2 separate regions of the Mus musculus genome follow, and region 2 is linked to region 1. Evidence: chromatin contacts called from ENCODE Hi-C data. All regions are on one chromosome and are shown on one strand. The core of a region is the stretch at or near the end of the contact, and the rest is flanking DNA. Distances in the headings are between cores, read along the strand shown. Region 1 holds the start of Bend3 (BEN domain containing 3). Region 2 holds the start of 4933404K13Rik (RIKEN cDNA 4933404K13 gene).

Region 1 (3,659 bases), core at 1,038-3,537:
AGCCAGGTGGTGTGGACACCTTTAATACCTTCCCCCACCCCCATCCCACCTCCACCCCCTACAGGCAGGATCAGTCAGATCTCTAAGTTTGAGGCCAGCCTGGTTTACATAGCAATTCAAGGACGGGACAGAATTTAGGGACTCGGTATCAAGACCAAACAACAACAACAAAATGCCAGGTGTGGTGGGACAGATCTTTAATCCTAGCATTTGGTCGGTTTAGGCAGCTGGATCTCCAAGGCCAGCCTTGTTAAATCTCAGGCTCCAGGCCATTCAAAGCTACAGTGAAATGTAGACTTAAAACAAACAAACAAACAAACAAGGCATCTCTAGTAAAGCCCAAAGTGGTTCTTGGTGTGTCTTGGTCTCACATGAGAATATATATAAAAGTTTAGATTTTTAAAAATGCAAAAATAATTCTTAGGGCTGGGGATGTAACTTAGTTGGTAAAATGTTTGCCTACCGTAACTAAAGTCGTAATTTCGATCAAGTACCACAAAAATTAGGTGCAGTGCACATACTTGTAATCCCAAGTATGTAACTCCTGTAACTTGACAGGCGTTCAGGATCACGCAGGCCTATATAACAAAAAAGTCTGAGGCCAGCAGGGACCACAGGAGACTGTCTCAAAAAAGGAAAACAAAAAAACAAAAAAATCCTGGCTAAATCCCAGTATTCGAGGAAGCTGAAGTCCTGTAAGGTTTACACATGAAACTCTAAAACGAGGGGCTGGAGAGATGGCTCAGCGTTTAAGAGCACTTGTGGCTCTTGCAGAGGTCGTGGGTTGTGTTCCCATCACCCACGTGGCTGCTCCCAACCATCTATCTGTAAATCCGATGCCCTCCTCTGACCTCTTAGGAGACCAGGCATGGATATGGCGCATATATATGCAGTCAAAACACATACACCGAAAATGAAGCTTAAAAACAAAACCCAAACACCTATGAATTAAAAGTGGAAAGTCGCAAAAAGAGAAAAACTGCAGGCATGGAACCGAAACAGAGACAAACCTAAAACCTCTATCTGGGACATTTCCACACGTTCCCCACTCGCCTGGGTTTTCTGGGTCTTTATAGATTTCTGGCACCCTCCCCTCTACTCAGTGACGTGTTACTTGTAGGAAAACATTCAAAAGTTACTTCTAAAAGGAAGTTCTCTGACTTCCAAACAGTGAACATTAATTCTGAGCATCTCTGGTTGGCCTCCACCTCCAAAATACTCCCAAGCGGGCCACCTGAGCGATCAAACTTCTACTTTAGGACAAACTTAAAAAAAAAAGAAAAAAAGAACTCAGATGAGTTGAGTCCCAGCCCACAAGGCCTTCACAACTCCGCGCCTCACAGCCCGAGCCAAGTCTGCGTGGGAAATTACGTCGATCGTGGCGGGCACAAGTCACGAGGGGCGGCGAGCGCCCCGGCCCGGCTCCACCGCCCGCCAGGAAGGCCTCGCGCTCGCTGGGGTGCACACCCAGAGCGCCGCGCTGGACCCGCCTCCAGCCGGGCAGCGGGAACCACGGAGCGCCGTGGAACGGCCCGGGAGGGTGCCGCGCCCCCTGGCGGCGGGGCTCGCCGCACCCCGCTCCCAGCCGCCGGCAGCCTCGCTCCCTCCGCTGCCTCCCCGGGGCAGCGTCCCTCCGAGCGGCGGCTCTCCGGCCTCTGGCTCCCCGCCCTTCTGCTCCCTCTGACACCCCTCCATCGCCGCCACAGGCCGGTCGAACGCGAGCGCTCCGGCGCCGCGCAGTTGCTCCCCGGCGGCCCTCGGCCGCTCCATCGCCGGCCCGCCGGGGGTGGAGAGCCGGCGCGCGGCGCGAGTGGGGCCGGCCTGGCGGCGGCGGCGCGGACCGTTCCACCGTGCGTCCTCCCCTCCCTCCTCCTCCTCCCTGGCCGCGGCGCGCGTGCTCCCGGAACGCCATGGAGTCGCGGCGTTCCGAGCGGGCACAAAGGGGCGCGCGGCACAATGGGGCGCGACGAGCCCGTGGGCGCCCGCTCCCCCTTCCAGCCCGCGCGGAGGCGGCGAGCCGCTCGCAGGCGGCCCCGACCGGGGCCCACACTCACCTGGGACGAGAGTTGTTACTTTGCGGAGCGGGACCCGCGCCGAGTTCGGGCGCCACGTGCGGGGGGCGGGCGCGCGGGCCGCAGTGGGGGCCGAGCGCGCAGGGCCTGGCCGGGGCGGCCCCGCCGACTGGCTGGGGGCGGCGGGCGGGCGGGCGCCGTGTATTTTCCCCTCTCTTTGTGTGTGTCCGTGCGCTGCGCTCTCGCGTGACGTGACGGGACTCCGTGTGTCATTTCCGCACAAGGACACAGGAGCCCCCGCTGCAGTGGAACCTCAAGCCCTCCGCCCCCACCGCGCCGCCCCTCCCCCTCAGCGGGGCACACGCGGGACCAGCGGCGGCGGCGGCGGCGGCGCTCGGGCGTGAGCGACCGCGGCGGGGAGCTGGGGCGCGCTGCGGGGCGGGTGCGCTCGGCCTGCACAGCGCGGCTCCACGTGGGCCCGCGCCGGCTGCCGGCGGACCAGGGCGGCTCTCACCCACGGGAAAGCGCCCCGCGGCATTCTCGGCTACGTGCTCTCCGGGCTGGAGCGTGGCCCCGGCGCCTCTTTCTCTACTTTTTCTCTAACCCCGGGGGGTGGGGGTGGGAGGCAACGCGCCGTGTCTTTTCCGCCCGCGCCCCCCGCTTTTGGGGCGCTCGGCTGTGGCGCCGCACCATCGCACGGACCTTCCCGTGCCACGCCGGGCACAAAGACTTCGGGGTGCGCCCCCCCTCCAGTTCTGCATGGATTCGTGGTTGGGGGGGTATACTGGAGAGCGACCCCGGGCTCTGGGGGAGCCCTGGCCACTCCCCCGGCAGGGTGGCCGCCCTCTCCCGTAAAGCCTGAGTTCCGAGAGCCCAAGTTTTGCCGCTTGAGGCTGCGGAGCGAAGCACGCGCTTGGGGACCCTCATGCCACCAACTCAGAGCCACGGGGCTCAGCGCGGAAAACTGGGAGACTCCAGTCGCCGAGTTAGTTAAGACCGACCGTCTCCTAGTTTCCCGGACTGCAGAGTCGGAGTTGAGAAATAAGAAACCAACCCCTCGCAGTTCTCCAACTTTCGGGGACTTGGGGTGGGGGTGGAGGGAAAAGAAAAGCCCAAGTCAACTTTTAAGCTGCGTGCCTGGTTTTGGTAAACAATGAGAACGGAAAAAAAAATTTTTTTAATCCTTTAATTTGCCGATGGAAAAAAAATGTCTAAAAAGAAAAATGCAAATGATCCCATCTGCTGCCTACAGCTGACTGGCTGCGAGAGAGGACCATGTGGCCCGGCCCGGCGCGGTCAGTGAATACGTAGAATAGATTTTAAAAGGACGTACATGCTGGCTCCTAGCTGCCCAGTCGCGGCCTAAGGTTGGAATTAACGCGTAGTCAGAGATTATTGTGTCTTCACACAAATTGGGAATTTAATCATTACGCAAGTTCCTCGCCTTCTGGTTTGAAATCTAATGGCGCAGAGTTGGACCTTGGAGGGACTGTGGAACGTTCTGGAGAGGTGTTTGGGTTGCAGACTTGGAGAAGTCAGTACTAATTGCTATGCAAAATTAGCTAGCAGCTTGAAGAAAGGAGCCCAGCATCCTAGGGGTGCTTTTATAAGAGAATCTATACGTGCTCAGTGTCATTCAAAACAGGA
Region 2 (3,772 bases), core at 1,140-3,639, 350 kb before region 1:
CAGATTTCTTTGAAAAAAAATTCTTAATCTGTTTCCGTGGAAAAACAACCCCGGATAAGACAACATAGCCACATCGATGCTTTGAGAAACAGGACGGGCAAAAGTAGTGAGAAAAAAAAAAAAAAATACTGCCGATGAGCTCTGAAAAGAGCACCCACAGGAACAAACTTCCTGGTAGAGTCACACCTAGGGCCTTGTTATCTTCACTGTGGGCTAAAGAAAATCTCTATGTGAGCTCAACAAGCAAATTTGACACAGAATTGGAGAAGGATTATTCAAATTCCCCAGGATAAGGATTTTAGGGGTGCTTGGGTTCGAGGGTTCTACATTTCCTAATTTGGATCTTGGAATCTTATTGTTTAAGAAATGCCACCATTTGGATAAGGACTATCCCTCTCGCGTATCGAAGGCTTAACTCCTGGATGGTGACATTATAGAGTAGCCACTGCCTCACGAGGGGGTTAAAGCTATGAAGAAGCGGCTCAGTACAGGGTGGGCTCTTAGGAGGATGTAGTAGTTACTTTTCTGTTGCTGGGATAAAACCCTATGACCAAGGCGACTTATATAGAAGGAATTTATTTTGGCTCGTGGTTCCAGAGGGTCCACCGCGGTGGGGAAGAATGGCAGTGAGCAGCAGGCATGGCGGCAAGAGCTGGAAGCTGAGAGACCTCATCTACAGCAAGAATGAAACAGAACTTGAAGTGGGGCAAGTCTGTGAACACTCAAAGCCAACCTCCAGAGACCCGAGGCTTTGCCTCTGAAGCCACCTCAAACAGCGCCACCAGCTGGCGACGGAGCGTTACTGCCTGAGCCCTTTGGAGGAAGTGACCACTGGGAGGATGCTTTTTTTGAAGGGCACTTCTCTGTCACCCCGCTGGGGCCCAGATACTTGCAGAGAGCTATTCTGTTCCACCATGTGCTCCCACACTTTCTGTCACATGGCTTGTCTTACTAAAGCCCAGAATCCACCCAGCATCAGCCAAAATAAATATTTCCTCCTTTAAGTTTTCCCAGGGTTTTTTTTTTTTTTTTTTTTTTTTTTTTTTTTTTTTTGCTTTGTTTTATTTAATTTTTTTGTCACAGTGACAGGAAGCTAATTAACACAGGGTGTATACCATGATATGGTTGTTCTTTTGCAGTTCTGGCCATGAACCAACATGGTAGGTAAGTCTTAACACTGAGCTACATCCCCTAGCCAAGAACTATTTTAGAACCAAATAAAGCTGCAGGTGGTGTTTCTATTTAAATCGACAGCTAAGTACCCGTTTTCAGGCCTCCTCTGCTCACCTTGGTTGATCCCAGGAGGCCTTCTGACTTATCTCCGCGTTAGCCCATTTCACAGTGGATCCAGTGAACCGTGCTTCCTGCTCCTCTTGGTCAGCTCTAGTTCCTTCTTACGTTTTGGTATAAAGTTCTGAGTATTAAATATTCTGTCTTTGGGAGGGCTCGGGTGGGAGGCAGGGAAGCCTTTGAGTAGTGGGGCCTTCGATGAGGCTTTGGGCCCCTGGAAGTGCACCATTTAAGAGGATAAGTGAGCACTTAAGCCTGTCTTCCTTTCTTTTTGTCCCCTCACTGTGAATTGAACGGCTTCAGCATCTCCTCCTTCAGTGATCCTTCAGCCTTCCCACCTGAACATGGCTGAAATTTGTGAATCCACGAGCCAGCGAAACCTTTCCTCTTTATAAACTGATCACCTCTGGGGCTTGCTATAGTGGTTGAATGTTGAGTAACACAGCCCTCCTCTGGAGACTGATCCTGGGACTTCTTTCACCGGTAAAATACAGCGAAGTTCTTGAGAGTCTCAACACAGGCAAAAGATTCCCTGCTTTAGGGGTAGCTGGGCACACTCTAAAAAGATAAGCCACCATGACCATGAGAAGAGCAAGAGAAACTATAAGGACTGAGAGATCCCTGGCCCACTGCTTCCTGATATGTCCGTACTGTATATAAAGACACCATCTTGAGTGGCCCAGTCAGCTGCGGGAAATATTTAAAAGATGAACCCACAATGCTCTGCAGGGCCGGATCACGCTCCCGCGCTCCTGCCGGCTCGCCAACTCTGGCCAAGCAGGACCACACAGCTCCCTCCGGGCCATCTCTCCAGCGTCCCCAGTTCCTCTCACTACCACGCAATGCCCTACGCATCCCATGGTTGGTCATCTCAACACCTAATTATCCGGTAGAATCAAGACTCTCAAAGCTTAACCAAGCAGATTTATGTATCAATAGAATTACAATTTACAAGATGCCAATACAATAATTTCAGAGCCAATTGATAATGATAAAAGTCTTATTCCAATATTTCTAACCTTATGAAATCAAGGCTACTTGTGGCTGGAAAATAAAACTCGGGTATACGTCAGCAGCCATTTTGCTTCTCCTCCCCTCTGACAAACTCTGAGACTCTTAGCCCCGCCTCCCGTTCTCTGTCCAATCACAGGTCTCCCACTGCCCTAATGTGATTGGACAGGGAAAATCCTGAAACAAGCAAAGATTGGTCACACCTGCCAACCCATATTTTATGTGTTTAATCTTTTGACATTACAACACGGCATTTTCATCTACAAAGTTCATGCTAAAAAAAATCCTGCAATCGTGTTATGAACACATGCACACACACACATATGCCACATATACACACACATGCACACACGTGCGCGCACTCACACCACACATACACACGCACGCACGCACACACACAACACATACACACATGCACGCACACACACACACACACACCACACTCACACAGACACACACACTTTCAGCAAGTTTACAAGTTTCAATCAGACCACTTTCATCACACATACACACACACATACACCACATATACACACACATGCACACATGCATGTACACATTACACACCACACTCTCACATACATGCACACCAAACTTTCAGCAAGTTTACAAATTTTGATCAGACCACTCTCATAACTATGTTTGGCCCAGAGGCCGTGTCTGGACACACTTGTTTCTCAAATTATAGAATTATGAGTAAGTAAGTGATTATGGCCAAGGAAAACCAACACATCTTTCTCTACCAAGTCATTTCAGTTGCTTCCTTCCAGACTTAGGTCAAACCACCTTCTCGGACAACTTACCCAACAAACACCGTGAAAAATCACATTACCTTAGAATTTGATATGAAGTTTGGATTACACAAAGCCAGGCCTGTTCTTGTTCAGTTTTGTACGGTAAACTGGTTAATACTGACCACTGTAAAGTAAGCTCAGGGTTGGAGAGTAGTGTGCCCATTTTTTCAGATGAAAACACTGGGGCACAGTGACTAAGCAAAGGCAGCTGTGTAAAAGTACACTTCTGAAAGCTCTCCCTCTATTCCCTGACAGAACTGTGCTCTAAGCACTAAGTGGTTTTGGTTTTTTTTTTTTTTTTAAATGCAGATGTGGCAAAGAACATTGTACATGTATTTTAGGCAAGAAGGAAGGGGAACGATATTAAACTCAGACACAGTAACTACTGTATATGGTTAACAGGCACAGGACCAGTAAGGTCTTGTGGACATGGGCATGGTGATCAGGCTGAGTTTGTGACAGTGGACTTGTGGCGAGTTTGATTGAAGAATGGGTCTCCTCCCAGTGAGATGCTTCTGGGCTATTTGATTGATTTTTATCCCTTTTAATAATAATAATAATAATAATAATAATAATAATAATAATAATAATAATAATATCTGTCTAGGATCTCTTCCAACAAATCACATGTAGATGGCCAAAAGAGGCTGTCATAGAATAAAACATTTCAAAATATG

What was found. A loop is a pair of places that touch in the nucleus more often than their neighbours do.
Region 2: a map of v-Abl transformed pro-B cells shows a loop between it and region 1 (5-fold over the local background). The contact joins the promoter of 4933404K13Rik here to the promoter of Bend3 in region 1. A Hi-C loop is called at or near these places in 1 of 37 maps with a recorded cell type or tissue (v-Abl transformed pro-B cells).

Annotation. Positions count from the first base shown.
Region 1 is chr10:43,477,768-43,481,426 of GRCm38, reverse strand. Bend3 (BEN domain containing 3) reads right to left here and starts at 2,287. Exons shown (of 4, transcript NM_199028.2): 1 at 2,055-2,287.
Region 2 is chr10:43,824,524-43,828,295 of GRCm38, reverse strand. It overlaps 4933404K13Rik (RIKEN cDNA 4933404K13 gene), which reads right to left and starts at 2,389. Exons shown (of 3, transcript NR_131055.1): 1 at 2,310-2,389.